Linked DNA regions of Homo sapiens: region 1 is linked to region 2. Evidence: chromatin loops called from intact Hi-C (ENCODE). Cell type or tissue: GM12878. All regions are shown on one strand. Each heading gives the region's core, and the rest is flanking DNA. Links, peaks and the distances in the headings are about the cores only. Region 1 overlaps LINC00301 (long intergenic non-protein coding RNA 301). Region 2 overlaps MS4A15 (membrane spanning 4-domains A15).

Region 1 (10,690 bases), core at 4,234-6,733, 130 kb before region 2:
GATGGTAAAGATACAAAAACCTTAAATAAATATAGATATCTCTTCAAAATAAGGATATATTGGAAGTTGGCAGGCTCACTGACACAATGTACTAGATACATTCTAGTTATCTGTGTCTCCCCAATCCTTATTCGCAGGGCCCAGAACTTAATAGATATCTAATAAGTGTTTATTGAGTGAATGTAAATACTTTTTATTTTACTATCCTCTCTGAAAGTATTCCCAGCAAAATACTCCTGAAAATCAGTAATCAGAAATTCTCTGTATGCAATAGGCAGGTTAAGTCCCAAGTCCCCTGAATATGCTGTAAATTCACCTTTTTTTCACATGGCACTAACCATTTGATTTTAAGGTAAATATTATGGATATGAAAATTGAAATGGAAAAAAAAGATGAACATATGGTCATTGGCTAAATGTGCATGGGATTCCTAGTTGCTTAAAGTTAGAAACCTATATATACCGGAACGGGGGAGACGATACACTAACACTTCAGGATGTCAAAGACCTGATGGAATTAGGACAAAGAAAGGAAGTCCCACTTTTTTCAAATTTTAAAAATGACAGGATAGTTAGGACAGATATCTGCAGTTCAGAATTTTTACACTCATAAGCATTATTGGCATTTTGGTCATTTTAGGACTACCCTTAATATTTTATGCCACCAGGTGTATTGCATGCCTTATGCAGAAGGAAAGTCTTAAGAATTCTGAGACCTATCAAGCGTACATATCTCTATTTCAAATCCTGCTTATGCTTTATTGATGTGACAGCTCAGTACATATCTGGAAGTTTTGTTTTTATAGGCTATAGGAGTAAATAAGAACACTTTAAATACTTGATTGAGTAACTAGCTGGTAGGTCTTGGAGGATATCACTCATATGCACAAACACAAAAGATATAGAGCAAAGGCCTAAGACATCACAGTATGTTCAAAGGTCAGCCTGTCCTACTCCCTGGAAGTTTATTTTGTCACACATCATGGGCAGAACCCTATCAAGCAAATTTAATGACAAGGAGGTTGAAGTATGATGGCTTTCCATACCTAAAGCTATTATAGAGGTCAAATAAGAACTAAAGCCCTATAGGGGAAAATAGAGTATGAAAAAAACCTCTATATGAGTTTTTTTTATTTCAGTTCCTAAGTTTTTCTTCAACACCAATACTGAAATATGCCATACTAGAACTCATACTCTACAATCTCAGTTGCTAGCATTGTTTGTACCTAACAGATTCATTCCCAAATGCAAGAAGTCCGAGGATTAGTAAATATGCTATTCTGGCTGAGGGGTCAGACACAGCAAGCTCTGAGGCCTTTCCTTACGGCAGACCAATTTGGAAATTACAGGATATCAGTTCCTTTCCTCCCAGGAGGCTCTTGGCATCTGTGAAAACTTGCCTATATTATTGCCAACAAGAATCTTTGTTTACCAAAAGCTACCAGGATGAGCAGGCTTTCTCAGGCATTCCACAACTATTCTTCTGAAGAAACCACTCAAGTGTTCAGGAAAGAATCAGAAAATATCTGCCCAAGTAACTTTCTAAATCTTTCAAGACAGTGAAATGGCTAGCAGCTTCTCTTGCTAACAACAGGTTCAATTTCTCTTCTTTCTCCACAAGCACACAGCTACATTTATTTTATAATAAATGTATTTGTATAATTATTGACCAAAGATAAATATATAATTAATTATAAATTACTTACTTTTTAATATTCTATTTCATTTCACATAGGATTTGAAAGAGCTTAACGAATACCTGTAGTAATATAATTAAAATATATCTAAAATGAGTAAATACTTTAAAAATGTTTATTAGCATAAATTGTTATAAGTATATAGTATAGTGATATATGTGAGGAGACTTCAAAAAGTTTGTGGAAAATGGAGTTAAAAGATGAAAAATATGAACTTTATTTCTCAACATAAGATCCACCAAGGTCAAGACACTTCTGTAAGCAATACCAGCCATTTAGTCCATCTCTAAAGGACTGAGGGTCCTGGTATTTTAACCATGTCGGTAAAGCATTTTCTTACATTATTAACTGAAGAGAAATGGGTGTCCTTTAAAGATTTTTTAAGATTAGAAAACAAAATAAATCCAAGGGAGCCAAATCAGGACTGCGAGGTGGATGCCTAATGATTCCCCATCCAAGTTCTCACAAAATTGCCCTTGTTTGCCGAGAGGAACGAGCAGAAGCATTGTTGTGGTGGAGAAGGGCTCTCTGGTGAAACCTTCCCAAGCATTTTTCTGCTAAAACTTTAGCTAACTTTCTCAAAACACTCTTATAATAAGCAGGTGTTACTGTTCCTTGGCCCTCCAGAAAGTCAACAAGCAAAATGCCTTGAGCATACCAAAGAACTGTTACCATAATATTTGGTTTTGACTGATTCAAACTTGCTATGACTGGACCACTTCCACCTCTTGGTAGCCATTACTTTGACTGTGCATTGTCTTCAGGATCATACTGGAAAAGCCATGTTTCACCCCCTATTAAAATTATTCCAAGAAATGCTTCAGGATCTTGATTCCTCTTGTTTAAAATTTTTATTGAAAGTTCTTCTTTTGTATGCAGCTGATCTAGGCACAACAGTTTGGGGACCTATCAAGCGGAAAGTTTGCTCAACTTTAATTTTTCAGCCAGAATTGTGTAAGCAGAACCAATTGAGATATCTATGGTGCTGGCTATTGTTCCAACTGTTAATCATGGGTCCTCTTCAATTAGGGCATGAACAAGATGAACTTTTTTTTCTTGTTAATTGATGTGGATGGTCTGCATGTTTCATCTTCAACATCGTCTCATCACTTCTTAAAACAAGTTATCTATTTTTTGTTTGTTTTTCAAAATGATAGATTGGAGTCTTTGTTAGCACATTGCACCCACTTGATAAGAGCAATATAGTGTGTAGATTCATGCTATGAACTTTTATCCAAGAAGGAGCACAGGAACTCAACAGAAACACTGAAACAAACTTTGAATACCTTGAAAGGAGTGGCAGACAGCAACTTGCACTATGAGTCCGTTGGAAAACTATGAGTCTTGAGAACATGAAAGGGAGACAGACTGTCTCCATGATACAAATTCCCACTTGGGAGCTGTGCAATCCAGGCCATGAGGGAGTGACTTGACCCTACCAGGAGCTGGAGCTAATTTGGTGAGTAGTGGGGAGTATATGAAAAGGAATGGCATCAGGATGTGCTTTGCATGAACTCCCAGATGTCAGTGGGGACAGAAAGAAGGCATTCCTGATCCTAACTCACAGGGAATCTTTCAGAAACTTGCCAGCTAACTCAGGCAGTGGTCATAGGTTGAGAGAAGCTCCAAACTGAGATGTGTGATCTCATCTCAAGTAAGAATGAGATGTAATCTCAATAATCTCAAGGCCAGAACCAAGAGGCAAGAAGAAAGCATGCTCTTGCTACAGGTCCAAAATTAGGCGCCCCTGTTTTGCAGGTCATATTGGGAAGGATGTGGCTTTCAGGCCACATCCTTCTGTTTCTGTCTTGGTTGGGAAGTTTTGCATTCTGAGCATGAACTGTCTGGAACTCAGCTGGCTGTTTCAGCTTTCTGCCAGCAGAAGTTTGTGTATGTGAGACCTACTGTGCCAAAGGCATGGGAGTTGGGTGGGTCTTACTGCCACCTGCTACCCCTTTTCCCCATACAGACACTTTTGTGCAGCAAAAGTGGTTGTACCCCTCCCCGCATCATTGTCCCAGTGGCCAGGGAGCTGCCCTCTGACCCCCATCAGGGCCACCATTTGTACCCACACTTGAGGAGCTAGAGCACTGACTTGCCTGATCCAACCCTCACCTGGCTTTGCCCTTCCACTCGCTTTGGTAGCAGAACATGGACAGGAATTTTTGAGAGTTCCATGGGCTCACCCATTGCCTAGGATATCTGAGTATTTACCCTGGGTAATATAGACCAAGCATAAATTCCACAGCTGCCACTGCAGCTGGCTCTCTACTGCACGCACCACATCCTGGCCAGAGGTCAACTGGCCTAGCCCACTACAATATCTGATGGCACAATAACAGCACTCAAGAAGAAAAAGGCTTTTGCATGATCTCAGCTAACACTATTGACTGCACCACCAAAGCTACTCAGGAGGCCTTGAGCCCATTCACATGCCCAACACATTACTACTACATCTAACAATGGAGAAAGCCACAATGCCAAGGCTATTTACAACCAAGGAAATCTTACAGAGTGTAAGCCACTCCCGTGCCACCATCATTAGAGCTGGTACTTGAACCTGCCACTGGGAAACCATAGGATGGGTCAGCCTGGTCCAGCTCCACTCAACATCACCTCTGGAGCATAAGAGTGGAGTCCAGGCTACTGCACATCTCACAGACCACTCCATAGCCTGAAGCATCCGAGAGCTTCTCCAGATGGCTGACTAGAGATTATCAGTGACAAATTCTGGGAAGGAAAAACCAAAATTACACTTGGATGATCACAGCGCAAATGGAGTATTAAGGGGAGAGTGCTGGAGCTTTTTGGAGAGTTCACTGGAAAAATCTATGATACACAAAAAAAGAAAGAAACAAGAAGCTGGTAGAGCTTAAACCCCAAGAGACAGAGCATTCTGTGGAAAGTGAATGGAATGCTTTCAGCCTCTGTAGGCCTTGTGGCAGCCTGCTGGTATCCAAACTCAAGGAGAGCTTATTTGGACTTGTAAGCCCAAGTATTGGATTGGCCTGTGATTTGGGGGCTTCTTAAGGGCATTACACTGGGCTACCAGCTTGTGCATGTTCCTTCCTTTCCCCCTAGACCTGAGCTATAGAAGCAAGTGCCATACTGGATGTGCAATCATTATGGGACATTGTTCTGCTATGGGACTTTCAACCCTTGTGTCTTCACATCCCCAGATCACTTGCTGACATTTCCCAGCATCAGCCTGGATTGCGGCAGACCCGCGAGGTGATGGCTAGAGCCAGAGGAGCATCAGGATTCACAGTAGTCTTGCTCTCCAAGACTGCCACTCCTGGGGGAAGGAGGAGTGTACCACATCAAGGGAGCACTCTGGGGAACAAAAGAAACTAGAATGTGGGCTTTTCTGTGTCCCAGATCTTCCCACTGTGGGCAGGAAGCACCTGCACCTCCTTCAACAAAGGCACGGGTGCAGTCTTGGGCTTAGTAGGGGAAGACTGGTTCTGCCCTAGCAGTTGAATAGCCCTGGTGCTTATAAAGGGACTTTTCATACCTCTCACCATTTTGCATAAAGGGACTTTTTATCTCTCTCACCCACCACTGAAGACACCACCAGAGCTTCTCCCATGGGAGCTTGGCAAGGGTGCACCTGTAGAAGGCTTTTATGGAACATTCTGAGGTGACAGCATCACCATAGGAGGTGTGCCCTCTGGGTTCAGGATTGCATGAGGAGTGGAGTCCCACTCCCTCTATACAAGAAACATCAGCATTTCTGCAGATGGACGAGGTCCCTGTCTGATCTGAATATCCAGAGTACTAGGACAAGGGTGTGACAGGGAGTTTGATCACTTTCCTCCTGGCCTGGTACTGGAAATAAAGTGGCTGTTTCCGTCCCCCCACTGCAAAGGCGTCAGTGAATTTCACCAGGAGCTCCCCCAGCTGCCTCATCAGGGATAGGGCTTTTGCTCACCAATGGGGTATTGAATATACCCACCTGCTTCAGCCACAGCCAATTCTTACCCACAGGTGCCTCCTGCTGGCCTGAAGGCTAAACTGCTCAACCCAGTTTAAAAAAAAAAAAATGGAATGCACACCACTGGGGAACAAGATAAGTTTCCTGAGAACTCTGCCATTCTGACCCCAAAGGAGACAATAAGCCTGCTCATACACCCAGTACATCACTACTATGAGCAACATCTGAGAAAGCTATAATATAAAGATTCTCTATAACCAAGGAACTCATACAGTGTCTTTGCCACTGAAAGCACCACCCAGAGCTGAAGTTAGGTCATCATAAACTGTACATTATTGTCACATCCTCAAGGTATAAAAAGAAAACTTAGTCCAATCAAAAAATAAATTCAAAAATAATGAAAAGAAATAGTCTATCCAGATGAGAAGAAGCCAGAAAAATAATTCTGGCAATATAGAAAAGCAGAACCTTGCAACACCCTGAAAGGATCATATTAACTCTTCAGCAGTGGATCCAAACCAAAATGAAATATTTGAAATACCAGATAAAGAATTCAAAATATTGATTGTAAAGTTGCTCAATGAGATCCAAGAAAAATTTTAAATCTAACAAAAAGAAATCAAAAATAAATTCAGGATAAGAATGAAAAATTTTCCAAAGAGATAAATACTTTTTTAAATAAAACAGAACATCTACAAATGAAAGACTAATTTAGGGAATTACAAAATGCAGTGGAAAGTATTAACAATAAACTGTACCAAGCAGAAAAAAATCATTTCAGAGCTTGAAGACATGGCTTTTGAATTAATTCAATCATACAAAAATAAATAAACAAAGTTTCCAAAAAATATGGGATTATGCAAAAGGTCCAAACCTAAGAATCATAGATATTCCTGGCCAGGCTCAGTGGCTCACATCTGTAATCCCAGCACTTTGGGAGGCCAAGGCATGCAGATTGCTTGAGCTCAGGACTTTGAGGCCAGCTTGGGCAACATGGCAAAACCCAGTCTCTACAAAATATACAAAAATTAGCAAGGCATGGTGGCATGTGCCTATAAACCCAGCTACTTGGGAGGCTGAGGCACAAGAATCACTTAAACCCAGGAAGTGGAGGTTGCAGTGAGCCAAGATCATGCCACTGCACTCCAGCCTGGGTGACAGGGTGAGACTCTGTCTCAAAAGAAAGAAAAAAGAAAAAAAAGAATCATAGATATTACTCATAGATATTCCTGAGAAAGAAGAAGAAAAAGCAAAAAGTTTGGAAACCTATTTTTGAGAGAATAATTAAGGAAAACTTCCCTAGTCTTGCCAGAGACTTAGACATCCAGATTCAAAATCTCAAGAACTTCTGGAAGATGCATTGCAGAAAGGACATTAGGAAGGCATATAGTCATCAAGCTACCTAAAGGCAACATGAAGAAAGAATTCTAAGAATAGTGAGACAAAAGCATCAAATAACTTAAAAAGAAAAATCTATCAGACTAACAGCAGATTTTTCAGTAGAAACCTGACAATCCAGAAGGAATTGGGGTCCTAGCTTTAGTCTTCTTAAACAAAATAACTGTCAGCCAAGAACTTTGTATCTTGCAAAACTGATTCATAAATGAAGTCCTTCCCAGATAAGCAAACACTAAGGGAATTTGCCACCATTAGATCAGTCTTGCAAAAAATACTCAAAAGAGTTCTAAACATCAAAACGAAATATCCATATGCACCAGTATAAAAACACTTAAAAGTATAAAACTCACAGGGATTAAAAAACAGTAGCACAATGGAAAATAAAAGCAACTAGGTAACAATCAACATGATGACTGGAACAGTACCTTACATATCAATATCAACTTTGAATGTAAATGATATAAATGCCCCACTTGAAAGATATCAATGGTGGAATGGATTTTGAAAACACAATCCAAATATCTACTGCCTTCAAGAGACTAGTAAAGAGTCTTATAGACCCAACGATATAAAAATACCAAATATATATGCACGTAATATCAGAGTTACCAGATTCATAAAACTACTAGATCTAAGAAAAGAGAAGACACCAATATAATAATAGTGGGGGACTTCAACAGTCCACTGGCAGCACTAAGCAGATCATCAAGGCAGAAAGTCAACAAAGAAACACTGGACCTAACAGACATTTACAGAACATTCTAGCAAAAAAAATTGCATAATATACATTCTTCTCATCAGCACATGGAATATTTTCCAAGATACATCACATGATAGGCCACAAAAAAGCTTCAATAATTTTTAAAAGGTTGAAATTATATTACATATCTTCTCAGACCACAGCAAAATAAAACTAGAAATCAATTCCAAGATGACTCTCAAAATCATACAAATACATGGAAATTAAACAACCTGCACCTGAATGAGCTTTGGATCAATGATGAAATAAAAATGGAAATTTAAAAATTTTTTGAAATTATTGATAACAATGGCACAAGTTATCAAAATCTCTAGGATATCACAAAAGTAGTGCTAACAGGGAAGTTTGGGCCAGGCACAGTGGCTCACACCTGTAATCCCAGCATTTCGGGAGGCCAAGGCAGGTGAATCATTTGAGGTCAGGAGTTCAAGACTAGCCTGGCCAACATGGTGAAACCCCATCTCTACTAAGAATACAAAAGTTAGCTGGGCGTGGTGGTGGGCATCTGTAGTCCCAGCTACTCAGGAAGCTGAGGCAGAAGAACCGCTTGAATCGGGGAGGTGGTGGTTGCAGTGAGCCGAGATTGTGCCACTGCACTCCAGCCTGGGTAACAGAGCTAGACTCCATCTCAAAAAAAAAAAAAAAAAAAAAAAGATGGAAGTTTGTAGTCCTAAATGTCTACATCAAAAAGACAGAAAGATCACAAATTGAGAGCCTAGAAACATGCCTGAAGGAACTAGAAAAATAAGAGCAAACCAAAACCAAAGCTAGAATAAAAGAAATCACTAAGATCAGAGTAGAATAATGAAATTGAAACTAAAAAAAAAAAAAAATACAAAGGATCAATGAAATGAAAAGCTGATTCTTTGAAAAGATAAACAAAATTGACAGACAAATATCTAGATTAACCAAGAAAAGAAGGCCGGGCGCTGTGGCTCACGCCTGTAATCCCAGCACTTTGGGAGGCCAAGACGGGCGGATCACGAGGTCAGGAGATCGAGACCATCCTGGCTAACATGGTGAAACCCCGTCTCTACTAAAAATACAAAAAAAAAAAAAAAAAAAAAACAATTAGCCGGGCGTGGTGGCGGGCGCCTGTAGTCCCAGCTACTCGAGAGGCTGAGGCAGGAGAATGGCGTGAACCCGGGAGGCGGAGCTTGCAGTGAGCCGAGATCGCGCCACTGCACTACAGCCTGGGGGACAGAGCAAGACTCCGCCTCAAAAAAAAAAAAAAAAAAAAGAATAGAGAGGATTCAAATAAGCTCAATCAGAAATGAAAATAGAGACATTACAAGTGATTAGACGGAAATACAGAAGATCATCCAAGACTTCTACGAACATTTCTATGCACACAAACTAGAAAATCTAGAGGAAATTGACAATTTCTGGGAAACATGCAATCCCCAAGCTTGAATCAAGAAGAAATAGAAATCCTGAACAAACCAATAATAAGTACTGAGATTGAATCGGTAATTTTAAAAAATCTCCCAACAAGAACAAAAAAAGAGCCCAGGGCAAGACAGATTCACAGCCAAATTCTACCAGACCTTCAAATAACTGACATACTTAAAATATCCCAAAAAACTAAGAAAAAGGGAATTCTCTCTTACTCATTCTACAAAGCCGGTAGCACCCTGATACCAAAGCCAGGAAAGGACACAACAAAAAAAGGAAAACTACAGACCTAAATCCCTGATAAAATTAAATGTGAAAATCCTCAACAAAATACTAGCAAACTGAATCCAACAGCACACCAAAAAATTAATTCACCAAGATCAGGTGGATTTCATCCCAGGGACACAATGATAGTTTAACATATGCAAGTCAATAAATGTAATTCACCACATAAAAAGAACTTAAAACAAAAACTATATGATAGACTCAAAGGGCACAGAAAAAGCATTTGATAAAATTCAGCATCTCTTCATGATAAAAAACCCTCAACAAACTAGGCATAGAAGAAACATACCTCAAAATAATAAAAGAGGTTGGGCGCAGTGGCTTAAGCCTGTAATCCCAGCACTTTGGGAGGCTGAGGCAGGCAGATCACTTGAGGTCAAGAGTTAGAGACCAGCGTGGCCAACATGGTGAAACCCCCTCCACCAAACCTGGCTAATTTTTATCTTTACTAAAAATAAAAAATTAGCCAGGTTTCTGTACTCCCAGCTACTCGGGAGTTGAGCTCCCAGCTACTCGGGAGGCTGAGGCAGGAGAATCACTTGAACCCAGGAGGCAGAGGCTGCAGTGAGCTGAGAGCACGCCACTGCACTCCAGCCTGGGCGAAGGGAGAGAAACCTTGTCTCAAAAAAAAAAATTAAATAATAATAAAAGCTATATGTGACAAACCCACAGCCAACATCATACTGAATGGGAAAAAATTAAAAGCATTCCCCTTCATAACTGGAGCAAGACAAGAATGCCCACTTTCACTACTCCTATTCAACATAGTACTCAAAGTCCTGGCCAGAGCAATCAGGCAAAAGAAAAATAAAAAAATAAGGCGCATCCAAATTGAAAAAGAGGAAGTCAAATTATTTATCTTTGCTAGTAATATGACCTTATGCCTTAAAAACCTTAAAGACTCCTCCAAAAGACTCCCAGATTTGATAAATGAATTCAGTAAAGTCTCAGGTTACAAAATCAACATACACAAATCAGTAGCACTGCTATATACTAATAACAACCAAGCTGAGAATCAAATCAGGAACTCAATCCCATTTACAATAACTATAGAAAAAAACACCTAAAAATATACTTAACCAAGGAGTTGAAGGATCTGTACAAGGAGAATTACAAAACACTGGTAAAAAGAAATCACAGATGACACAAATGGAAAAACATCCCATGCTCGTAGATTCGAAGAACCAATATTGTGAAAATGACCATACTGTTCAAAGAAGTG
Region 2 (8,642 bases), core at 3,582-6,081:
ATAATAATATCCCGATACAACTTGATATGCTATTGGGAACAGGGCCTTTTGCTTCAGCTCAGACTCAGGGTCAAGCAGGTGGCCATCTATTTCCTCAATGCTCACAGCTAGCAATACAAACATAAAAAAAAAAAATCCCGTAAGACAATCCCAGGGTTCCTTTATAACAGTTAAACAAGGTGCCACAGAAACATACATTAAATTTATCAACCGACTGCAAGCTGCAATTGAAAAACAGGTATCCCATCCTAAGGCTACCAAACTTCTTATGTTACAATTGGCTTTTGAAAAAGCAAATAAGGATTGTCAGACAGCAATAACTCCAGTCTAAGCCACTGCCACTGAAATCAGTGTGTTTATTAAAGCATGCCAAAATATAGGCACTACAACTCATCTGACTCAAACTTTTGCTGCAATAATGACCGGAACCACATATTGTAATTGTGACCTAACCAGGCATATGGCAAAAATAACCCTGCTACTGTTTTCCTACCTTTAAGCAAAAAACAATTTCATACTCTTCTAGCTTGTGCTCTTGATTGGCAAATCGCAATAGCTGACTTTATTGGTAATATCAGCTTTCATTTACCAGCCTCTAAGCTCCTGAACTTTTTACAAACTGTGCCTGTTAAATTTGTATCTATTGTTGTTTCTGAGCCCTTGCTTCATGCCACTACTGTCTTTACAGATGGTTTAGGAAAAACTGGAAGAGCAGCTACAGTGTGGCAATAGGCCATGCAAAAATGGCAGCACAAAATCCAGGAACATTTTAAAACCACGCAACAGGCAGAGTTAGGTGCCCTGATATTGGCCTTACAAACTTTTCCTCACCAAGACATAAACATAGTTAGTGATTCCGCTTATGCGGTGTGTAGTATTACTCATTTAGATCTTGCACATGTGAAGGGCATTACTAATGAACCCCTACTAGCTTTGTTTCTTGCAGCGTAAGAGCTCCTCTGTGACCATCATTGTGGGGAAAAGAAAGAGAGATCAGACTGTTACTGTGCCTATGTAGAAAAGGAAGACAAAAGAAACTCCATTTTGATCTGTACAAAGAAAAATTGTTATGCTTTGAGACGCTGTTAACCTGTAACTTTAGCCCCAACCCTGTGCTCACAGAAACATGTGCTGTACTGAATCAAGGTTTAAGGGATTTAGGGGTATGCAGGATGTGCCTTGTTAACTATATGTTTGCAGACAGTATGCTTGGTAAAAGTCATCGCCATTCTCCATTCTCTATTAACCAGGGACACGATGCACTGCGGAAAGCCGCAGGGACCTCTGCCCAAGAAAGCCTGGGTGTTGTCCAAGGTTTCCCCCGACTGAGACAGCCCGAGATATGGCCTCGTGGGATTGGAAAGACCTTACCATCCCCTAGCCCGACACCCGTAAAGGGTCTGTGCTGAGGAGGATTAGTAAAAGAGGAAGGCCTCTTTGTGGTTGAGATAAGAGGAAGTCCTCTGTTTCCCACATGTCCCTGGGAATGGAATGTCTCGGTGTAAAGCCGACTATTCGTTCTATTCTGAGATAGGAGAAAACTGCCCTGTGGCTGGAGGCGAGATATGCTGGCAGCAATACTGCTCTGTTACTCTTTACTAACTGAGATGTTTGGGTAAAGAGAAACATAAATCTAGCCTACGTGCACATCTGGGCACAGTACCTTCCCTTGAACTTATTTATGATGCAGATTCCCTTACTCACATGTTTTCCTGCTGACCTTCTCCCCACCATCACCCTGTTCACCCTGTTCTTCTGCCGCACCCCCCATGCCAAGATAGTGAAAATAGTAATCAATAAACCCTGAGGGAACTCGGAGACCGGCGCCGGTGCAGTTCCTCGCATGCTGAGTGTGCCGGACCCCTGGGCCCACCGTTCTTTCTCTGTACTTTGTGTCTTATTTCTTTTCTCAGTCTCTTGTCTCCACCTGACGAGAAATACCCACAGGTGTGGAGGGGCAAGCCCCCTTCGATCATCACCCTCTTTACATCACACATATTCACTCTCATTCTGGGCTACCTGGTCCCTTATCAGAAGGGAACGCTCGAGCTAATGCTCTGGTACACACACAGATGTGGTTTGCAGACTCTCCTGCTTTTTTGCGAATTCAAGCTGATCATGCTTTTTTTCCATCAGAACGCCTGCAGTCTTAAACAACAGTTTCATTTAACACTTGCTCAAGCTCACATGATTATTAAAACTTATCCTGATTGCCAATGGCATTCTCTTTCCCCTTTTTCCTTAGGACTTGGTGCCAACCCACGAGGTCTGGTGCCTAATGCTATCTGGCAAACTGATGTTACTCAGTATCCACCCTTTGGACGTTTTAAATCTCTCCATGTTACTGTGGACACTTATATAGACCTAATACATGCTATCCCCATGCCGGAGAAAAAACTAAAGATGCAGTTGCTCATTTGTTTGAATCTATTATGACTCCAGGCCTTCCACAAACTGTAAAACTGATAATGGCCCCTGCTATCTTAGTGCTCACTTTGGCTATGCATTGCAACTTTGGCAATAAGATCAACATACAACCCAAGACTGGGATTCTCTGTAACTCAACCAGTCAGGCCATTATTAAACAAGCTCATCAAACTCGTAAAGTATATCTTAATAAACAAAAAAGGGGGAATATCGGGCCCTCTTCTCGAGAACAGGACCTGTCATTGGAGAATCGACTGACAATGACGGTGATGACTCAGAAGGCACCTGACATTACCTGGGGACAGCTAAAGAAATTGGATCAACAGGCAACTATCCGGCTTGCAGGCATAGAAGCCTCTGTAACTGCAGAGAATCAGTTTCTTATGTATCTGGGGGTAATTGGGAAAACTTCTGAGAAAGTAAGACGACATAGATGTTGGGGTGGCTGGTAATTCTTGTCCTTTGCCAAGTGGGATCACCTCAAGAACATGTTTACTGGAGTCATGTTCTAAATCCCCCTGTTTTTAATGTTATTTCATGGTGGGATGCTGACCTGCCTTTGTCATCTAATGATACTTCTTGGACGAGAGGTCGATGGATGCCCCTGTCTTACCCTTCAGTGGAAAATTTGGGATGGATTAAACTTAATAACTCCTTGGTTGTATTGTCTAGTAATCCCCCTCTTTGTTTTTCCACAATAGCACATGCTAAGTGTGTTACTCTTATTCTTCAGGAGTATCTTTACTATCAGTGTAAAAGGGATGCTAAGCTTGCAAACTTGACCTTTATTTCTGCTATTACCACTAATCTTACTGAGGTCTCTAATGAAGCTACACAAGTGCCTGATCTTCCTATATGCCGTCTGAGTAGGGACTGGGGATATAAGTTTGAGGCCATTCAGTGGTCTCCATCCAGACAGCCTGCGCCATGTCAAGGGCCTCTGTTTGATAATGGCACCTTACTTGATTGGAGTCCCCATGGTTATCTTATGTCTGCAAATCAGACTATTGGATCTGGGAGTCCCCAGTAAGTCTATCACCTGGTCAGAGTACAGGCTTTCAGGACCAATATTACAACTAAAAGGGAAACAAGCTTTAAGCCCTGCTCATACCCAAATTTGGAGATTAGAACTTCCTTTTTTTGAATGGGTTCTTTCACATGATGAGTATATTACTAGCAGTGGCAATTATACCCTCTGTTTCCATAATAATGTTACTGACATAGTTGTGATTTGTACTACGCACTCTTATATACTTTTGTTTGGGCAAAGTGTTCCTAATATAGAGCAGAATCAATCCTTTTATAGTAGTAAAGTCTCTTCCAGTAGTTAGTATGCTACATGCCTGTCTCATCGAAATGTTACATAGTTAAATATAACCTATGTCATGATCTTAAAATGGCGTGCAGAATTTTGGCTGCCTGTAAATTTAGCCTGGAGCTGGGAAGGAGATTCAACCCTGCAGCTGTTTAGAAAAGCACTGTCTCATACTCAGAAAAAAAGATTTCTGGCCACTTTAATTGCTTTTTTAGTCTCAGCTATTATTATATTAGCAACTGCTGCTACTGCAGCTGCTTTTTCTAACAAAATCTATTCACACAGCTTCAGTGGTGAACCACATGGTATATAATGTAACCCATAAATTTCAAAAACAGGTAAATATTAATCAAACTACTCTGTCTCACCTGGAGGCTCTTAAAGCTGCAGTTGAATGGCTGGGGGATCAGCAGCTGGCATTCATTACCCATCAACATTTATATTGTAATTGGCAATATAATTCTATCTATGTCACACCTCTGCCATATAATAGCTCCCAATATGCTTGGGAGAGAGTGAAAACACACCTGCAAGGGGCTTATCACAATCATTAGTCTTCTCAAATTCCCACTCTTAAGTGTAAATTTAAAAAACAACTTAAAAAATGGTCACAGCAATTATAAACAAATACCCTTCAACAATTATAAAAAGGCTTTCAATAGTTAAACCCAAACACTTAGTTATCTGGGTTAAACATACACATTTGGGTAATGGCCAATATACTTATTCTTTTTTGTATTTGTTTGCTAGGTATGTACAAATGGCTCTGTGCTGTCACTCAGTGCATCTATAACCAAGAAAAAGCAATAAAAGCTTACCTCGCTTTAAATAACCAACATACTCTAAAAATTAAAGAAGGGGGAGATGTTGAGGGTGCACGGCAACATATCCAAGCTTATGTACATGGCATTTGAGGTTGGGGCATGGAAAAATACTGAGGCACTCTGTGTATGTTATTTATGCATGAGAATGTAACTCCTTGACCCTAAAAACAGGACAAGGATTGAGGTGTGTAATAAGGAACGCTGAAAACAGCCTCCTAAGAAGGTGGTTTGAGAGCTTTTATAAGGTCATAGGTGTCTCATGACCCTCAAAAAGCCATCTAGTGGATGTTTGTGGTTTAACAAGCTCTTTCAATAAATACTTGGCGGACAGATGCTGGGGTGGACTCTCTCAGAAGAGCTCCCCGCCACCCCCGCTCGAGGCCCACTCAGCTGGAATTGTCTAAGAACTCATTCTTGGCATTCACTGCAAGCTATAAACTCTGCATAAAGTTTCCATATCTACACATTTCTTGGCTACATCAATGGTAATTGCTTGGGTGGCCAAATAGAAAGCTTCCCACAGCAGGTGGGAAGTTCCCATACCCAGGGGAATTATTGACGCTAGCTCAATAGTTGAGAGCTGAGAGGCAGGAAGTGGCAGTGAGTCCTGGTCTCGGGGTGAAGAAACCGGTACTCTAGCTAAGCTCTACCTTGCACTAGCTGTGTGTCCTTAGGTAAGTCACTTGCCCTTTCTGGGAAAAGAAGGGCATTTAAATAAACACTCCTCCAAAAGGAGCTTTCCACATAATATAGCTCAGAGATTAAGAGCAAGGCCTCTGAAACCAGAGAGACTAGAATTCAAATCTCAGTCTTACCCCACCTACAGGCCCTTGACCTCAGACATCTTTCGCTTCTCTGAGTCTCAGCTTCCCCAGCTTTGATGAGAGCGTTTGGGGCCATACTGGCAGGGCTGCAGTAAGCAAGGGAAGTAGGCACGTTGCTTATCAACTAAAAAGCTTTATGCACATGGGTGACAATCATCATTGCCATTATTATCTCCCAAGCCTTTGTTTCCCAGGCTCTCTGAGCACGATGTCTGCAGCTCCCGCCAGCAATGGAGTGTTTGTTGTCATCCCGCCAAACAACGCCAGTGGCCTCTGCCCACCTCCGGCCATTCTGCCCACATCCATGTGCCAACCTCCAGGGATTATGCAGTTTGAGGAGCCACCGCTGGGGGCACAGACACCAAGGGCCACACAGCCACCTGACTTGCGGCCCGTGGAGACATTCCTGACAGGAGAGCCCAAAGTTTTGGGGGTAAGAACAGCCTCTCTGCACAACCTGAGGCAGGTAGTGAGTATCCCAGCACCGGAACATTCATGCATGTTTTGGAGAGGGGAGAAGGCAGTTAACAAATATGTAGTAATGACTCAAAGATTCAGCCATGCACCAGGTAGACAAGCACCCTTCCCGCATAAAGTTCACAGAGAGTAAACCAGTAAACAAATGACTCAGAAACCTCCAAAGAGAAAAGTAAGGTTGAAAATGATGACTAGGGCTAAGGGGAATACTAGCGAGGGTAGGTGGAAACTTGTCTCTGGGGAGATGACATTTAAGCCCAAACCTGGCTGTTAGATTGAAGCCAGCCAAGGGAATAGCTAGTGGAAGGGCTGGAGAGGGAGGGCTCACCAGGTAGAGTGCAAAGGCCTTGGGAATGAGTGTGGCTGTTAAAGGAAGAGGTGGAAGCTCGCCATAGCTGGAATGTAATGAGCAAAGGAAAGGGGGAGGTGAGATGGAATGAAAGTGATAGATGAAAGTCAGCCCTGATAGAGCTGAAGGCACATGAAGGATTTCAATCTCAGATGGCCTTGAGCTATTGGTCTCAATAAAATACTGAAGTCATAAAATATTAGGTAGAGATAGAAAGATACATACACACATTTGCACGTGTGTGTGTATACATGTAGCGTTAAAAAGAAAAGCTTTAGGCCAGGTGAGGTGGCTTACGCCTGTAATCCCAGCACTTTGGGAGGCCGAGGCAGGCAGATCATGAAGTCAGGAGATCAAGACCAACCTGGCCAACATGGTGAAACCCCGTCTCTACTAGAAATACAAAAATTAGCTGGGTGTGGAGCCGTGTGCCTGTAGTCCCAGCTACTCGGGAGGCTGAGGCAGGAGAATTGCTTGAACCCGGGAGGTGGAGGTTGCAGTGAGCTGCGATCATGCCACTGCACTCCAGCCTGGGTGACAGTGTGAGACCCCATTTAAAAAAAAAAAGAAAAAGAAAAGCTTTAAACAAATTAAATTTAGCAGAGTTTATGTGAGCTAAGAATAATTCAGGAATCTGGCAGCACTCAAAACCAGAAGAGGTTCAGAGAGCTCCATCCAGCTGTGTGAGCAGTAAGCTCTTATAGGCCAAACACAGAAGTGAAGTAGAGAAATCTCCCGATCAGCTGCAGCTAGGTGTCTGCCTTATTTGGGCATGATGTCATGAGGCATTTGCCTTATTTGGGCATAGTCTGATCAGTTGGCTGAAGCTGTTTGTCATTAGCTGAAACCCAGCTATCTGTTACAAAAATATACTCCTAGGTTAGGTTTCAGTGTGTTTCTGTACTGGTTGGGTTGCAGTTTGTTATGTAGGAACTCAAATTATGGAGACAGGCTAATGGCCACCTGCTATTTTAATTATATACACACATATGTAGATTCTTCAGTATGTTCCTTGGCCTCAGTTTCTCCAAGTAGAAGATGAAAGCATAGATTAAGCAATGGTGATGATGATGAAGGTGAAGATGATGACAGCTCTTACTTATGAAGCATCTCTGAGAGGTGCACGTACTGTGCCGGGGACTTTGCATGCATCATCTCACTAGATTCTCAGCACCACCTTGTAAGAAGGGGATCATCGTTCCTGTTGGACAGATTACGAAACTGAGGTTTCTTAAGACTAAGTCATTTGCCTAAGGCCACACAGCTGATAAATGGCATCCTGTAAACTAGGGATGGCTGACCCTAAAGTTCTACTTTCAACCCCTCTGCTTTGTGGCGTCCAGGACCTCTGGCTCAATCATGCTGGAATTCTATCCTAATAGCTGCACCACATCCATTGGTGCAGAGGGGGACTGGACTGGGGGCACAGACACCAAGGGCCACACAGCCACTGACTTGTGGCCCATGGAGACAGCGGCTGGAATTTCGAAGCCTCAAAGCGGACCCTGGGAACCAGAGCTCTCCCCCTCCAAAAAAAAAAAAAAAATTGATGAGACAAACAAACTGCTGAAAAGCACAAAAAAGTGGAAAATACAAATAAGAGTTATGGAATGCCACCCGCTAAGAATACCACTGCAGACTTAGCTGGCCTGCCGCCTCATAGCTGGGACACTTCGGGCAAGTTACTGAACATCTCTGACCTTCAGTTTCCTCATCTCCAAAATTAGGATAATAATAACCTACCTCTGGCCAGGCGCAGTGGCCCACGCCTGTAATCCCAGCACTGTGGGAGGCCAAGATGGGTGGATCACCTGAGGTCAGGAGTTCGAGACCAGCCTGGCCAACATGGCGAAACCCCGTTTGTACTAAAAGTACAAAAATTAGCCAGGTGTGGTGGCAGGCACCTGTAATCCCCATTACTCAGGAGGCTGAGGCAGGAGAATCACCTAAACCTGGGAGGCAGAGTTTGCAGTGAGCTGAGATGGTGCCATTGCACTCCAGCCTGGGCAACAAGAGTGAAACTCCTTCTCAAAAATAATAATAATAATAGTAATAACCTACCTCTTCTCATTAGGATTAAATGAGACCACATCTGTAAAACCCCCAGCACAGTGCTTAGCATAGACAGGCATTCAATAAGCGGCAGCTGGTGTTTCCCAAGGCATAATGGCAGTAGCTGTGGTGGTCTATCCACAGGGGAAAGATCTAAGGAAGGGGAGCAACGCTGGCGACTTGGACACCATGCCATGCTGTGCCCTGTGAGGACACTGAAAAGATGAAAGACGTGTAGCTGAAGAGAAAAAGAAGCTGAAGATTCAGGGGCTCATGTCCATGAATATCCAAATACTTGGCACTCATGTTAGAAAGAAATATATATTCCACGTGATGCTGACATGACAATTCTAGTTGTTCCCAGTCAGAACTGC

What was found. Peaks named below come from ENCODE experiments on the same cell type or tissue, not always from the same donor. Only the 100,000 strongest peaks of a DNase experiment are listed, where the experiment ranks them.
Region 1: it touches region 2 in a loop (3-fold over the local background); 1 of 110 quality-filtered maps calls a loop at or near these places.

The regions. Positions count from the first base shown.
Region 1 is chr11:60,628,670-60,639,359 of GRCh38, forward strand. All of the region lies in intron 3 of LINC00301 (long intergenic non-protein coding RNA 301), which reads left to right. The region is part of intron 4 of LOC105369321 (a long non-coding RNA gene); the gene reads right to left. Among named protein-coding and RNA genes, the nearest start is that of LINC00301, 18 kb to the left of the region's middle. RefSeq lists an enhancer at 5,303-5,402. In GM12878, for the core only: CTCF peaks have their summits at 5,122 and 5,699 (motif pointing left); a DNase peak (open chromatin) is centred at 5,252; H3K27ac peaks cover 1,040 bases.
Region 2 is chr11:60,758,136-60,766,777 of GRCh38, forward strand. MS4A15 (membrane spanning 4-domains A15) reads left to right here. Exons shown (of 7, transcript NM_001098835.2): 2 at 5,571-5,823. The coding sequence starts at 5,599. Among named protein-coding and RNA genes, the nearest start is that of MS4A15, 5.6 kb to the left of the region's middle. RefSeq lists enhancers at 5,028-5,087, 5,118-5,207, 6,288-6,417, 7,145-7,324. In GM12878, for the core only: CTCF peaks have their summits at 4,833 and 5,757; DNase peaks (open chromatin) are centred at 5,146 and 6,006; H3K4me3 peaks cover 986 bases; H3K27ac peaks cover 2,467 bases.